Regions from separate parts of the Homo sapiens genome. Here all the other regions are linked to region 1. A link is a contact called in ENCODE Hi-C data. All regions are on one chromosome and are shown on one strand. The core of a region is the stretch at or near the end of the contact, and the rest is flanking DNA. Distances in the headings are between cores, read along the strand shown.

Evidence for each region. Hi-C counts contacts between places; a loop is a spot of excess contacts on that map. Pooled maps may share reads with other maps.
Region 2: a loop to region 1 is called in a pooled map, with 9 times the contacts of the local background. The contact joins two enhancer-like sites. A Hi-C loop is called at or near these places in 2 of 37 single-sample maps with no recorded cell type and 3 of 50 pooled maps.
Region 3: a loop to region 1 is called in a pooled map, with 5 times the contacts of the local background. The contact joins two enhancer-like sites. A Hi-C loop is called at or near these places in 2 of 37 single-sample maps with no recorded cell type and 2 of 50 pooled maps.

Annotation. Positions count from the first base shown.
Region 1 is chr10:32,317,039-32,320,440 of GRCh38, forward strand. All of the region lies in intron 1 of EPC1 (enhancer of polycomb 1), which reads right to left. Among named protein-coding and RNA genes, the nearest start is that of EPC1, 28 kb to the right of the region's middle. RefSeq lists an enhancer at 781-840. Within about 2 kb of position 1,658, at least 9 of the 41 ENCODE cell types and tissues checked have a DNase peak (open chromatin) inside an H3K27ac peak, as active enhancers do.
Region 2 is chr10:30,699,780-30,703,181 of GRCh38, forward strand. It overlaps the pseudogene SVIL2P. Among named protein-coding and RNA genes, the nearest start is that of LINC02644, 22 kb to the right of the region's middle. RefSeq lists enhancers at 2,141-2,280, 2,301-2,350. Within about 2 kb of position 1,777, at least 12 of the 41 ENCODE cell types and tissues checked have a DNase peak (open chromatin) inside an H3K27ac peak, as active enhancers do.
Region 3 is chr10:30,735,188-30,738,589 of GRCh38, forward strand. No RefSeq gene overlaps it. Among named protein-coding and RNA genes, the nearest start is that of LINC02644, 14 kb to the left of the region's middle. RefSeq lists enhancers at 1,938-1,987, 3,142-3,231, 3,292-3,361. Within about 2 kb of position 1,749, at least 3 of the 41 ENCODE cell types and tissues checked have a DNase peak (open chromatin) inside an H3K27ac peak, as active enhancers do.

The DNA.
Region 1 (3,402 bases), core at 408-2,907:
TGAAAATGTTCACTGTAAAATCTTGCTGAACCCCAGAACACTGTGTTCCCCAACTCTGTTTTATTTTTCCCTAGCACTTGTGACTTCCTTATAGACCACTTGACAGTTTCTTCTCACCAGAATATAAGATCCTTGAAGGTAGGAGTGAGATTTTTTTGCTTTGCTTTATCCCAGGTCTACAATCACGCCTAAAGCATGTAAGTATCCAATAAATACTTATTTAATAAATAAATGAGCCAATGAATTATACCAGTTATTTAAGGTCCACAAACTATTACCATTTGGAATAGATTTCATAAAGAAACAAAGATAACATTTCATAAAAGCAAAGAAAAAATTAAACCTGTAATCCCAGCACTTTGGGATGCTGAGGCAGGTGGATCACTTGAGGTCAGGAGTTCGAGATCAGCCTGACCAACATAGGGAAACCCTGTCTCTACTAAAAATAAAAAAATTAGCCGGGTGTGGTGGCACATGGCTGTAATCCCAACTACTTGGGAGGCTGAGGAAGGAGACTTGCTTGAGCCTGGGAGGTGGAGGTTGTAGTGAGCCAAGATCGTGCCACTGCACTCCAGCCTGGGTGACAGAGCAAGACTCTGTCTCAAAAAAAGAAAAGAAAAAATTAAAATGAACACATTTTACTTTTGTATCTGAAATACTTGTGGTAATAGTTTAAGGACAGATAGTATCTGGCAAGGAAAAGAGCAATTTAATATCTATTATATTTCACAAGAAATAAATGATACAAGGTTATTACTCTCTACCTATCCTCTTGCTTAAAGCTCAGTAATCAATTTCTAGAATACAAAAAGGAAGACCTTTACAGATAAAATAGTCCAGTTCTGTTATTTCTCTTCAGTGTGAAACATTTGCCAATTTACTACTTTCCTTATAAAATCAACAGGATGTAAAGTCAAGTGACTGAGTAGCACAATAACAGGTGGCCCAGACATGAAGTTTCATTCTGATTCTGTCCTCTCATGTCCTTATTTGTACCCCTAGCATCCGTTTAGGCTTAGGTCGTTTATGCTGTACATATTAAGAGCCTACATGCCCAGTGTGATGTGTGACAATGTAAGCGGGAAGGGAATAAAATTAGAGTCTCTTTCTACGCTTAGAAAAGCCGCAATCTAATTGAATCATTTCCCCAAAATTAAATTTTAAAAGGCTCTCCCAAACTGTTATTTTTTGTTGTAATCTTTATGCTGATGATTTCTATGCCTCCAAAACAGCCCCGAGAGCAGTAAAATACAGATACAAATGTGTCTGTTTTTTTCTAAAATGCCCTACAGCAGCAGCAATGAACTAATTTAAATCTGTCTAAAAGTGCTTATATAATCAATAACACAAACTAAATCTGTCCCACTGCTTAGTCCTTAGCCCTTGTATATACGCACCCTTGCAATTTCATCCAGTATCATGGCTTCAACTACCATTTGGATGCTGGTGATTATTCTAAATCTTAACTTCTAGCTCAGAATTCTGAACTCTAGACATGTATATAAAGACCTTACTATATGTTCCACAGACATCTCTCACATAACATCGACACCCCTGCTCCATGACTCTCCAAATCTGTTCCTCCTCCTGACCTACGTCAGCAAGTTTCACTGTCATCTATCCAGTCACCCAAGTCAGAAGCCTCAATGTTTCCAGCTCCCTTTTGCTTCTTATTTCCCCATTTCCAAATCAGGCACAGATTTCTCATTGGTTTTATGACTAGAAATTACTCAATACTCTCCATCCCACGGCCACAGTTCGTGCAGCAAGTGGCCTTCTAACCTCTAGTATTACATTACTCTCCACTGGTCTTTCTAAGAGTTTGACCAAGTCAACTCTCACACTTCATCTTTGGGTCTTTATTTGCCTCCCTGGTGAAATTCAAACTTGCCTTGGGAAACAGGTCCTCATGACCTAGCTCTAGCTAATTCCTCCAGTTCAACACCTGACCACTTTCTCCCCTGAATTTCCTAATCCACCTAGAATAAGCATCTAATAGAACTTTCTAGTAACATCTATATGTACTGTTCCCTGCCTCTAACTCCATCTATAACTCTTCTCCCTTCTTTATAATTCTACTAGGATGTCTACCCCGCTTTTGGAAAGTCTTCCACAATGATTATGTAATACTATGGTAACATAAAAAACAGGCAGAAGTGACTTAAAAATGCCTATCTCCATAAAGATTCAACTGAAGTCTTTACAAAGTTGAAAACTGAGCAAGTCAGAATCTGGAAAAAAATTCTTGATAGAGATTCCATGACCCCTGAACAACCTGCCTCACACATACTGGAAGTGGCAGAAGATAAGAAAGTAACAAGAAGGATGTAGATTCCCCACAGATTGCTTATTTGTTGTAAGGGAAATATAGTAACTATACTGTGGAGAAACTGGACCATACTTTCACCAGATGGTGAAAATTACCATTACCAGTGAGGTGCAGATGCATCTGTGTGCCTCCAGATGTGATGTCATGGGGACACGATATCCCTTATGTGACATTTCAGCTGGAAATGCAAAACTTCAATATGAGAAAACATCAGACAAACCTAAAATGGGGTCACTCTATTAAAAAAAGTCAAAACTGTATTCTTCAAAAATGTCTACGTCATAAAAGATGAAAACATCTATGAAAAGATGTATATTTTTTTCTTTGAGACAGAGTCTTGCTCTGTCACCTGGGCTGGAAGTGCAGTGGCGCAATCTCGGCTCACTGCAACCCCCACCTCCTGGGTTCAAGCGACTCTCCTGCCTCAGCTCCCGAGTAGTTGGGGTTTACAGGCGCATACCACCAAACCTGGCTAATTTTTTTGTATTTTTAGTAGAGACAGAGTTTCACCATTTTGGCCAGGCTGGTCTCGAACTCCTGACCTCAGGTTATCTGCCCACCTTGGCCTCCCAAAGTGCTGGGATTACAGGTGTGAGCCACCGTGCCCAGCCGACATCCATGAAACTATTTAGGGGTAAAGTGCCACGATGTAGGCAACTTAAATGGTTTGGGAAAAACATATGTGTGTACATATGAGAAAGAGAATAAAGCAAATAGGGCAAAGTGTTAACACGTCTGGGTAAAGGGTAGAGAATGCTCTATGTACTTACTACTCCCCTTCTTGCAACTTTTCTGTAAGTAAAATTACTTCCAAATAATGGTTGTTTTTTTTTTTTAAATAAAGCTAAGAGCAAAAGGACTTTTTTTTTAAAAAGTACAATCTGTACAAGAGATTCAAGTACTGCTTCCAGAACTGTTACCAAGTACCTGCATAATCCTTACAAGTCAGTGAAAGTCTCTTTCTTAAATTCCCTTTCTTAATTTCTTAATTTCTCTATTTAAACTAGTTTCAGAATACTGTTCTCTGAAAAGCAGTTCCAGCAATATCATTAAGTGTTATGTGAGGAGTTCTG
Region 2 (3,402 bases), core at 527-3,026, 1.6 Mb before region 1:
GACAGGAAGATGTACCTAAAGAACTCTTGTGAATCGCAAGTTGTAAGCAGGTTGAGAGTTCAGAGGAGGGAACATTATCCTGGCCACTTAGGACACTGGGAGGAGGAATCGTGCCCACAGGGCAGAGGCTGGCTCGGTGGGGCAGTGCCAGCTGAGATCTCCTGGCCTTTTTGTGTCTGTGCTGGTCACCCCATTAGGATTTCTGTCTTCCTCCGTTTGACTCACTGTCAACAGAGACCCTGTTGCACCTGATTCAACTGTTGCATGTTCTTGAAGTTAACAAATTCTTTTGTGCCATTTCTCCCAGGTACTGGTGTTTGATTTTGGTAGTGAAGTTTACGTATGGCATGGGAAAGAAGTCACGTTAGCACAACGAAAAATAGAATTTCAGCTGGCAAAGCACTTATGGAATGGAACCTTTGACTATGAGAACTGTGACATTAATCCCCTGGATCCTGGAGAATGCAATCCGCTTATCCGCAGGTACTACTGCCCCCACCTTGGGACGGCTCCCTGAGCGAGCTGATTCCCTTCGATCCCTCTGTTCTCACCACAGTCCTCTACTCTCGCTCTTTATAGGGTTCAGTTTTCATAAACGATTATATGCAGTGGACTGTGAATATTCACAAAAGGAACAGTTCTTTAACTTTTATCTAACTATTATAGAAATATGGATGCTGTCGTCTTCCAGAAGAGGTTTGTTATAGTTGATTTCTTGAAGTGAGCAAGAAATGCTGCAAGTTCCTCCCTGCGGCATTCCAAGTGCTGCTGTGGCAGATGAACAGCAATTGTTTAAACAAATTACATGCGGATCTGAAAGGCTTCCCCGGGTCTGGAATTCAGCCATTGATCTGAAAGTGCAAAAGCAACATGCCTCCCTCTAATTTCATACCTTCCCAGCATCGCCCTCGAATTCCAGGATTTATTTGGCAGCAGATGATGTTTATGTCTTTATACCTTTTGGGAAGGGAAGAGGGAGAGGAGATGGTATTAAAACAATGATTGCAATTGTAATATTCCCTGCAGGTACTAGACTCTTTAAAGTTATTTTTGAAATTGAATAGAATATGTGCAAACTCTAAAATTGTGATTATGAGAAAAAAATTCTTACATGCAAAGGATTGTTGTTGTCTTTTTAACTATCAGACCAAAAAAAGTAGTGCTTTTTAACTATGGGTGCTGTTACAATAGATGAGAAACCAATGAACCAACAAACAGCATAGAATATTGGGCATCACACAACTACATTTTAATGTTTTCCATTGAACTGGTATATGAATTTCAACTTTCCTGCCTAGTTTCCTGCTTTAAAATCCAATTATTGATTTTCTTATTAATTATTATAGAAATCATTAAAATTATGTCAGTGTGGTAAGAAGTTTTAATGTCCTTGTTAAGCAAATGCACTAATGTTTAACCTCAGTATGGTAACAACTGTTGTTTTAAGGACTGGAACTACAACAGCTCAAAAGATTTTATTTGGTATAGCAGAGAAAAAAAAACAAGCTAAAGCATAAAAATCTATGTGATAGCCAACTGTATTTAATAGTGGCATAATCACAGATCTGAAAGTAGATGACTGAGCTCCTAACCCACTGGTTTTCAACATCTCTGAGACAGAATCACCTGAGGGGCCTTTAAAAAAAAGGCATTTGCTCAGCCCAGCCCCAGAGATGTGTTTTCGTTTCATGTGAGTTACAGTTTATGTGTCAATATGTCTTAAAAGCTCCCAGGGATTTTAAGGTGCAGCCAAGATTACGCACCCAGCCCTTCTTAGCAAATGAGGCTGAAACCACTGAGCCCAGTTCCGGCTGTAGGTCAGGGCAGTGCGTGGAGAAACACATCTGGCTTCTGGCCCAGGTTCATCCCCCTCACCCTGCAATCTGCTGCATCGCTTGCTCACAACGCTTCAAAACATAAGTGACAGATTCTAAAGCAGAAACCAAAAGCCCTTTCAATTATCATCTTAGCAAGCCTGCAGAGTAGGACTGACATAAGAGACAGTCATTCAGATATTTTCTGATAAAGACCACACAGCCTTTCAAGACCACCGTGCATTTTCCATAGGTGCTTATGTTTGGTTCCTAAAGTCCCATAAGAGCATGAGGTAGAAGTGTCTGTGCTCTATGATTTATCCGGCAGCTTTCTTTGAATCAGGCAGCCTTTTTGATGTGCCTCAGCTGTGACATCAGCAGCTGTGGTCTTGACCAAGCAGGAAGTGACTGAGGCAGTAGCACAGCAGGGCACAAGCAGCAGCGGGGGTTGCTCTAAGAGGTGGCTGCATCCCAGGCCAGATTCACAACCGAAGATGGGTCTGGAGGGATGAAAGATCGTGCATATTATTCCAGGGCTACTCCCTCCGCAGCACGCATATCTTCTCTACCTTTTGTTTTATTTCTTTTTCTTTCTTTTTTTAAATTTTTAATTAATTAACTTATTTTTTTGAGACAGAGTCTCATTCTTGTCGCCCAGGCTGGAATGCAATGGTGCTATCTTGGCTCACTGCAACCTCTACCTCCTGGGTTTAAGTGATTCTCCTGCCTTAGCCACCCGAGTAGCTGGGATTACAGGTGCCCGCCACCACATCTGGCTAATTTTTGTATTTTTAGTAGAGACGGGGTTTCACTATGTTGGCCAGGCTGGTCTTGAACTCCTGACCTCAGGTGATTCACCTGCCTCGGCCTCCCAAACTGCTGGGATTACAGGCATAAGCTACCACACCCAGCCCTCAGCTCTACCTTTTTCTAAATTACCTGTGTTCTTGGGGACAGCACAAATTCTGAAATCCCAAGCCCGCACAAGACCTCCTATCTTTCTGTGCTCTCCCCATCTGCCGTCTTGGTCAGTGGCCTAGAAATAAGTGCACAAAAAGGCACTTCAAGATCTATGAAAGTGTGTTCATTTTAGTGATGGGAGAATCTCTGTACTCTGGAGAGCTTTGTTGTAACATGAAATAAAATAATAGAGAATTGAGGAGGGAGCTACCTCTTCCCTACGTCTATTAATTAATTGGAGGAAACTTGGTGAGCATTTGCAGGTGACTGGGTGGCACAGAGTAGATGACAAGTGAGGTTTGCCCACAGCTCCTGCTATTGCCGAAATCTCCACCCAGCGTGCCACTCCCAGGGCATCCCAAAGACAAGAATTTGCTAGAATGTGGCCAGGTACAGTGGCCCACACCTGTAGTCCCAGCATTTTGGGAGGCTGAGGTGGGAGGATTGCTTGAAGCCAGAAGTGCAAGACAGCCTGGGCAACATAACGAGACCTGGTCTCTATTAAAAAATTAGCTAGGCATGGTGGCACACATCTGCAGTTCCAGCTATTTGCAAGGCTGAGGCAGGAGGATCACTGCAGCCCAGGAGTTCGAGGCTGCAGGGAGCTATGATTGTGCAACTGCACTTC
Region 3 (3,402 bases), core at 499-2,998, 1.6 Mb before region 1:
CCCTGCAAGCAGAACCCCGCCCTCTTCTCCATTCTCCCTTCAGTGGGTATGAGAGGAAGACGGGCTCTTCTGTTTAGAAAACGCTGTCTGGGACCCAGGAGCTGGAATGGAAATGCTGAGTCCACTTGGAGCCTGGTGTGACAGTGACAGATGTCTCACATGGCAGACACGGAGCTTGGGAGCAAACAGGTGCAGGCACTCGAAGGTGGTCTTCTACATGGGATTAGCAGCACAGGCAAACGAGTAACTTTCAATCATGTGATTCTGCATGGGGCAAATCTTGAACATTCTTAGAAAGCTGCAAGCCAAGAAATCTGCCTAGGCTGGGCATGGTGGCTCATGTCTGTAATCCCAACACTTTGGGAGGACTGAGGTGGGAGAATCGCTCGAACCCAGGAGTTCAAGACCAGCCTGGGCGACATAGCAAGATCCATCTCTATGACAAATTACTTAAAAATTAGCCAAGTGTAGTGGTGCACACCGGTAGTCCCAGCTACTCAGGAGGCTGAGGTGGGAGGGAGGATCGCTTGAGCCCAGGAGGTCAAGGCTGCAGGGAGCTGAGATTGCACCGCTGTACTCTTTCCTGAGTGACAGAGTGAGATCCTGCATATAAATAAATAATAAATAAAGCCGGGTGCGGTGGCTCACCCTGTAATCCCAGCACTTTTGGAGGCCAAGGCAAACAGATCATGAGGTCCGGAGTTCGAGACCAGCCTGGCCGACATAGTGAAACCCTGTCTCTACTAAAAATACAAAAATTAACCAGGCATGGTGGTGCGTGCTTGTAGTCTCAGCTACTTGGGAGGCTGAGGCAGGAGAATTGCTTGAACCCAGGAGGCGGAGGTTGCAGTGAGCTGAGATCACGCCACTGCCCTCTAGCCTAGGCAACAGAGTGAGACTCCATCTCAAATAAATAAATAAATAAATAATAAATTTTAAAATATATACATAAATTTAAAAGACTGCCCAGCCTCAGCCTAGGACCAGCCAGGAGTGCACTGGAAGGGCTATAGGAGCCATCTGCCCGTCCCAGCGACATTCCATGAGACAGGCTGAGCAGGGGTGTGTGGAGTCAGTGGCCTCAGCCAGCTCCACCAGCCACCGTCTGCTGACTATACGGCTTTGGGGAAAGCATCTGATCATCTTAAGCGCTAGTTTCCTCCTTGATAAAATGAGAATCACCGTGGCACCTACTGTGTGGGGCGGCTATGCGGATTAAATGAGATGATATGTGGAGGGCACTTACCCCGGCGTCTGGCACATGGCAAGAGTGCAGTCCATTGCTAACCATGTTTTTTTATTTGTTTTGTCTTGTCTTTTTGTTTTTGTTTGTTTTTGTTTTGAGACGGAGTCTCTCTCTTGTTGCCCAGGCTGGAGCGCAAGGGTACAATCTCAGCTCACCGCAACCTCCGCCTCCCGGGTTCAAGTGATTCTCCTGCCTCAGCCTTCCAAGTAGCTAGGATTACAGGCATGTGCCCCCACGCCCGGCTAATTTTGTAATTTTAGTAGAGATGGGGTTTCTCCATGTTGGTCAGGCTGGTCTCAAACTCCCGGCCTTAGGTGATCCGCCCACCTTGGCTTCCCAAAGTGCTGGGATTACAGGCATGAGCCACCACGCCTGGCAACCGTGTTTGTTATAAAGCTCTTCTTAGAGCCCTGCACTCCTGTGGGCAGTGAGGGGGATACAAAAGGTTAAACCACATCCCTACCTTCAGTGAGCTAGGACTATCCCCAGGAAACAGTTAAACAGTTAAGCAGTGGGTGATTCAATGCAAAAGCAACCGGAGGCAGCACAACTATTTATAATAGCAACGAGCTGGAAGCAACCCCAGTGCCCAGCAATCCTGTAATGACTAAGAAAACCCCAAGACGTTTGCACGGCAGACCACTGCAGAGCCAGTTGAAAACAGGCATGGAGCTGATGTCCATACATGGAAATGTGCCTCAGAAATAAAGGTTTCTAGAAGGAGATCACATAACAACACGTGCACACGATTTCCCAAGATGTGGAAATACATGTAAAGCCTCCCAGAGAGGTCAAAAAAGAACCTGGAGGGATGGAAGGACTTTAAAGTTGGATGCTCATCTGGTGATTGATTTATTTTTCTCCCTGAAAGGTTACCTAAGCACCTAGTATTTTAAAAAGATAATGGTGCAACTAGAAAGTGTTAGGGTTCAGAGAAGAGAGGGAGGTATGGGGTATCCGAGTGCTGAAGAAGGCTTTGCAAAGGTGCCGGTGTCTAAGCAAATATTGAACCACTTGTGGATTTTTTTTTTTTTTTTTTGAGAGGGAATCTTGCTCTGTCACCCAGGCTGGAGTGCAGTGGTGCAATCTGGGCTCACTGCAACCTCTGCCTCCCGGGTTCAAGCAATTCTCCTGCCTCAGCTTCCCAAGTAGCTAAGAGGACAGGCACGCGCCACCACACCCAACTAATTTTTGTATTTTTAGTAGAGACGGGGTTGGCCAGGCTGATCTTGAACTCCTGACCTCAAGTGATCCACCTGCCTTGACCTCCCAAAGTACTGGGATTACAGGCACGAGCCACTGTGCCTGGCCCATTTGTGGATTTGAATAAAAGGGACAGAGTTGTCCCAGTGGGACAGTTTGTGTTCCTCCCCTTCACCAGTCTTTTTTGCTGAAGAAATGAGTTAGGTGCTATTAAAGGCAGCATGAGAAGCAGATGCAGGAAAGAACTGGGCAGCCCATCCTTCTCCTTAGGGCCGAAGGGAGTTGAGGTTAAGTGTTTGTATGTTGGACAGTCGGGCTTGTCTACACCAGCTGGCGGACTTCCTACCAGGCTCTCACCTGGAGGCCTTTCCAGCTATCCTGATTGGCCGTGTCTTTGGGAGAACAGAGGCCCATGTGGTGCTCTCCCGGCTGGAAATTTTGCATCCTTGAAGACCTGTAAGTCTCCACACAGGGTCCCATAGACACCAGGAGGTGAACTAGTGAATCAGAGGAAGTCCCCTGCATCTTGTCTGACCGGTGAAGGCTGCCGACTGTGCCTCAGATCGCCCACACCATGAACGAAATCTCATGGGGATTTCTAGGCTATTGTCTCCCTGGTTTAGTTTATGGGGTAAGTCAACCACTGCTGTGTGGGTCTGGCCGGCCTCCAGCGATCATCAGGTCTTGCGTCTGGTTTCTGTCCCCATCACATGAATATGGATGCACCAAGAAAGGACACAGACATTGGATCCCAACAGACAGACATGGGTTTGAATCCTGACTCTGCCTCTTGACGTCTCTGTGACCTTGAGCAGGTTTTCTAACCTCTAGGGGCTCCAGTAACTCACCTACAACCTGGGGGATCCCATGCCTTCCTACAGGGCTTCAGGATTAGCAAGTGAGTGTGCCAATGTTTGGCTCCAAGCAGACACTCAATGAATGGTGAGAAGCGC